Linked DNA regions of Homo sapiens: region 2 is linked to region 1. A link is a loop called in an ENCODE intact Hi-C map of the cell type or tissue named here. Cell type or tissue: dorsolateral prefrontal cortex. All regions are shown on one strand. Links, peaks and the distances in the headings refer to the core of each region. The heading gives the core; the rest is flanking DNA. Region 1 has its middle 100 kb from the start of KIF2A. Region 2 has its middle 150 kb from the start of KIF2A.

Region 1 (2,924 bases), core at 284-2,783:
GAGGTTCATCACTGGTGACCAGGGGATATAAAATTGCAGATTTAAAGTAGCTCCAAAACAACCGAGCTTCCAAAGTTTTGGTAGGGGAAGCAAGTGAATGCCAAAGTATTATAAAGAGGAAGGAAAGAGACGAATTAAGACTTAAAGTCATTATCAAGATAAAAACAGGTTCAGAAAATGTAATCTGAATTTATGGCCCCTGAACCCACTACTGCTGCCTCTGGAAGCTTCATTCCCTGTGGCCAGTGCCAGCTCCACCAGTGGGTTCCCGGTGGCCTCTGCTTCCATGCATTTCTAACTTCCGATGCCAAGTCTGGTGCAGATGTGTCAGGCTGGGGGATCCTGCAGCCAAGGAAGACAAGGAAATCGTATTGGAAGAGAAGAAAGGAAGTTCTGAGCCTAATTCCCTGGAACTGGAACAAATGTGAACAATGAAAAAGTCCGAAGAGGGAACACGCTTGTGGTTCATGGAGCGAACAGAGTAACAGTGTCAAAGTCCTCCCTCAGATGTGCACCACAGCCTGTTTTTAACATGAGGCTAGTTCCCCATTTACCCCACCAGAGTCCATTCTATTTCTATCTGCTTTTCTACCTGAGTTTCTCCTTTGTGGCAAGACCGTATGTTCTTGAAATTTGTCCTCTGACCTCTGCCCCCAAACAACATATAGCTTCATTTGAGGGTTTCTAAGAGACTTTTGCTAAAGATTTCAGAGGATAACAAGATAATAAATGCTACTGATCTGTTGTTTGTCAGTAGAATGAGCCTGCCTCACCTTTTTGGTAGTGTTTTTGCTCATATTAACACATCTCTCTTAGACTTTGATTATGAAGTCAGCTGCTAAAAGCCAATCTATCCATCTTTCTATTGCTGGTCCAGTTTCTAACTTCCCCTTCAAGCCATCTTTTCTCTAGCCTCAGCCCTTCTGGTTTGAGTTACAACATTAACACCAATGGGGAGAATTGGCTTATATACAGACTCATTAAGTTTCAGAGCAAGCTTCAGACCTGTCCCTCCCATCTCACTGTCTTCTTAATTCAAAGTCATTTCCTAAGAAACGTCATCGAAGGTAAGAAAAGTATAGTTGGTCACCAACGTGAATGTAGAGGTTTTAGAGAATAGAAGCAAGCGGCTGAATACAAAAGTGGTTCTGCAAGTCAGCTGACAGCAGTGATGAGCTTAAGGTCAAAAGAGATGTTGCTAAGAAATTGCGATAAAGAGACACTGGTCTTAATGTGGCAGAGAAACAACGCCTCCTCCATCACTGGGTGAGGAAAGGAAATGACCTCAAATGATACAGTTTTGAGGAGGTGATATCAAAAAGTAAAAACAAAGTATATCCATCAAAGTTTTTAGTTTCAATACACATTAATCAACTCTGGGGTAATTTGCATAGAAAAGGAATTTATTAAAAGATAATTGGTAATTCACATAATCTCCCACAAAGTTGGAGAATCTGACGTGAAGCCACACTTCCAGAAACAATGTTCTCAATCTCACTGCACACAATTGGTTCTGGGAAGACTCCAGTGCCCCAGTGCCGTATATTTTACCTGGCTGTCCCTGCCAACACCAAACACACCAGACACACTGCTGAACCATCCTGGATGCCATGAGGGCCAATCTCCAAGGACACTTCCGGCCCCTCAACCCACTGCTGCTGCCTCTGGAAACTACATTTGCTGCTGTCAGCACTAGCTCCACCTAATGGGTTCCTGGTGGCTCTGCTTCCGTGCAGCTCTAGCTTCCAATGCAAAGTCTGGTGCAGACGCATCTGGCTGGGGGAACTTGCAACACGAGCCCATACCCTAGATCCAAGGGACACTGGGAAGATACCATCCAGCGTTTTTAGCTTCTACAGTAGACAGTGGGCCAAAGGTAAAAAACATCCACACCAGAGGTCAAAAAGAATGTGTGGACGGGTTGAAAGTATCAGAGTTGGTTGACACTGGCAGAGGAGTCCCGTAAGATTGAGTGAAAAGGAACAGTAAAGTCAGATCCTGAGCCCTAGGATAGGTAAGGAGTTGAGCTGAATGTGGAGAGAGAGAGATAAGAAGGGAATAATTTTTTCTAACCTTTATTTAAAAAGCGTTTTCTGATTAAAGAAAATAAATGTTCATTATAAATAAAAGTGCTAAAAAGTTCAAAAAAGCAAGTGAAAGTGATCCATAATCCACCAACCTCATCTTATTGCTGTTACCATTTTAACTATTTTCTACATATTTTTCTGTGACTATACAGGTCATAATCTACATAATATTTTCCTTGTGTTTTTTCACAAATTATGATTTTTATGACTACTTAAAATTCCATTATCTGGCTGCACCATCATTTTTGTCATATCACATATTTTTCCTTAAATTTTTAGAAGTAAAATAAGTAGGTTAAAAGGAGTCTAAATATTGACACATATTGTCTCCTTACTGCAAAAATAGTATGCATTTCTCATGATATATTTTTGAATATTTCATTTCTCTAAAATTTCACTAATACTATGTATAATCACTTTTTAACTCTTCATAGGTAAAAAATTATCCCATTTTTATTTTGTATTTATTTGATCATAAGTAAGGCTTTATGACTTTTACCACATACATATATAAATTGTCATGTCTTTTCCTCTTTCTCCTTTCGAAAATACATTTCTGGCTGGGTGCAATGGCTCACATTTGTAATCCTAGCACTTTGGGAGGCCAAGGCAGGAAGATCACTTGAGACCAGCCTGGGTGACATGGTGAGACCCCATCCCTACAAATTAAACAATTACCCAGGCACAGCAATGTGCACCTGTAGTCCTAGCTACTTGGGAGGCTGAAGCAGGAGGATCTCTTGAGCCCAGGGTTCAAGGCTGCAGTGAGCTATGATAGCACCACAACACTCCAGCCTGGGTGACAGAGAAACACTGTCTCTAAAAAGAAAAAAAAAA
Region 2 (2,924 bases), core at 242-2,741, 51 kb before region 1:
TCCTTTTCTATACAATGGGATTATTAATAATAATGCAACAACAAGTTATTGTTTAAAAGTAAGGGTTGCATGACTGAAACCTGGCAACATTTTGTAAAGCCTATCAGGATACATTAGAAGCTGTAGGTAATGCTTTAGCCTGTTTTGTAAAGACTCACATGAATCCAACAAGAACAGCAATCACCAACTGAAAATTGACCCCCCCCCCCCCCCCACACACACACACACATAGACACTCAATTTTCAGCCACAGTCTTAATTTGAAGAGCTTCAACTTCATTTTAAGGGAAGAGAAGTCTCATCTTAATAATCCTGGATTTATCTTTGTAAACATTTTTGTAAACCTTGGTAAAAATTATTTCCAAATAGCAATACTAACTTACATTTGTGGATTGCATTAGCATTAATCATGTGCTTTTATTTTTTACTTTTTAAAACTTTTATTTCAGGTTGAGGGGCAAATGTGCAGGTTTGTCATACAGGTAAACTCATATCATGGGGGTTTATTGTACAGATAATTTCATCACCCAAGTACTAAGCCTAGTACCCAATAGTTAATTTTTCTGATCCTCTCCCTCTTCCCACTCTCCACCCACAGGTAGGTCTCAGTGTCTGTTGTTCCACCTTTTGTGTCCATGTGTTCTCATCATTTAGCTCCCACTTATAAATGAGAACATGCGATATTTTGTTTTCTGTTCCTGTGTTAGCTTGCTAAAGATAATGGCCTCCAGCTCCATCTGTGTTCCTGCAAAGAACATGATCTCATTCTTCTTATGGATGCATAGTATTCCATGATGTATATGTACCACATTGTATTAGTCTGTTTCCATGCTGCTGATAAAGACTTACCCGAGACTGGGCAATTTACAAAAGAAAGAGGTTTAATTGGACTCACAGTTCCATGTGGCTGGGGAGACCTCATAATCATGGCAGAAGGCAAGGAGAAGCAAGTCATATCTTACATGGAGGGCAGCAGGCAAAGAGAGCTTGTGCAGGGAAACTCCTTTTATAATACCATCAGATCTCATGCAACTTATTCATTATCACGAGAACAGCATGTGAAAGACCCGCCCCATAATTCAATCATCTCCCACCGGGTCCCTCCCGCAACACATGGGAATTATGGGAGCTACAAGATGAAATTCGGGTGGGGACACAGAGCCAAACCATATCACACATTATCTCTATTCAGTCTACCATTGATGGGCATTTAGGTTGATTCCATATCTTGGCTATTGTGAATAGTGCTGCAATGAACATGTGCATGCATGTGTCTTTATGACAGAACAGTTTATATTCTTTTGGGTATATATCCAGTAATGGAATTGCTGGGTGGAATGTTTTTAGCTCTTTGAGGAATTGCCACACTGCTTTCCACAATAGCTGAGCTAATTTACACTCCCACCAACAGTGTATAAGCATTCCATTTTCTCTGAAATCTCACCAGCATCTGTTATTTTTTGACTTTGTATTAATAGCCATTCTGACTGGTGTGAGATGGCATCTCATTGTAGTTTTGATTTGTATTTCTCTATTGATCAGTGATACTGAGCTTTTTATCACATGCTTGTTGGCCACATGTATGTCTTCTTTTGAAAAGTGCCTGTTCATGTCTTTTGCCCATTTTTTAATGGGGTTGTTTGTTTTTTTCTTGTAAATTTGCTTTAATGTACATGATTTAACTTGATCCTTATCCTACCTTGAAGGTAGTTAGAGATGAACATTCTTACTACCTGCCACTAGAGCCCTATTGGAAAAGTGAGCACACTAAGGCTAAGGGAGATAAGTATGGCACTTGGAACACACATTACTCTTTTGGTTGGCAAACCTGGGTGGGCAACTAGCAGGCCCACCGCTTGCTGGTGTAAAGGTCTTGGAGGAAATTTCTGATTATCTCTGAGCCTCCAAGGAAAAATTAGTGGACTTACAAATGGGGCCAGTTGCGTACCTGCTGTCTCTCAGCCCTGCATCCACCCTTATCTATTCTGTTGCTGTATGGGCCTGGAGCTAGAAACCTACATCCCTTATTTCCCAGGCTCCCTGGCCTCTTACTTTCTATAAGTCTGCAATATTAGAGGGAGGGAGCAGGGGTGAAGATGTCCATCTTTCTTGCCCTGGCTGCAGGTTTGGAGGTGACTGCCTCCCTTCTGTGATTCTGACTCCTGCAGTGGGCTCCTCTCCATGGATCCAGCCCAGCAGCAAGTAATGTCCCTGGATTCTAGTAAATTTACCTCCTCCCTTCTCTTCCCCAACCCTGGAAGTGAGACTGATTCCTGAAGTAACTAATTTTCTGGGTGTGACCTCTTCTTTTTAATTGCTCTCCCAGCACCTAATCCTTCCACTTGCTCTTATAGCCCATCCAAAACATGTGTAACCAATTTCTTGCATTAAACTTCTTCAGTGTGAAATATCTAGAGTCAGCTCAGTTTTTCTAAATGCACCCTGACAAATACACAGAAGAAGCTAACACAAGAACTGCCACAGAGTTAGTGTGTAAACATCTAAATAATTCCAAATAAAAGGTTTTGCCATGTTGTATTGAGAACCAAAAGTATAATTCACTCTCCCATTGCCCTACCATTGGAGCTTTGTGTTAGGTGTGATCACCATGTGAGAATTGTCTTCAATCACAAAATGCTTCCAAATATCAAGAAGTTTAAGATTTTTATTAATGATGCATGTACCGATTTAATGTAATTTCCAAAACAAGGATGACAAAAATACTGACCTACCTCATAGAGCTGGTTGGAACAACAAATTAGCTCTCATAAAAACACTTCAACCACCTAAAGTACCTCATAAAAGTTTATTATGAGTAGTAATACTAACAGTTAAACATATAATGATAGGCATCAAATGGGCACGCTCCACAAGCTGATGGTGTTTTAAATTCTCTTTACGATCTCACACTTGTTTAGCAGTTC

The links. A loop is a pair of places that touch in the nucleus more often than their neighbours do. Peaks named below come from ENCODE experiments on the same cell type or tissue, not always from the same donor. Only the 100,000 strongest peaks of a DNase experiment are listed, where the experiment ranks them.
Region 2: it touches region 1 in a loop (2.2-fold over the local background); 1 of 110 quality-filtered maps calls a loop at or near these places.

Annotation. Positions count from the first base shown.
Region 1 is chr5:62,204,681-62,207,604 of GRCh38, forward strand. No RefSeq gene overlaps it. Among named protein-coding and RNA genes, the nearest start is that of KIF2A, 100 kb to the right of the region's middle. In dorsolateral prefrontal cortex, for the core only: no CTCF peak of the experiment used is centred there; a DNase peak (open chromatin) is centred at 1,701.
Region 2 is chr5:62,153,364-62,156,287 of GRCh38, forward strand. No RefSeq gene overlaps it. Among named protein-coding and RNA genes, the nearest start is that of KIF2A, 150 kb to the right of the region's middle. In dorsolateral prefrontal cortex, for the core only: no CTCF peak of the experiment used is centred there; no DNase peak of the experiment used is centred there.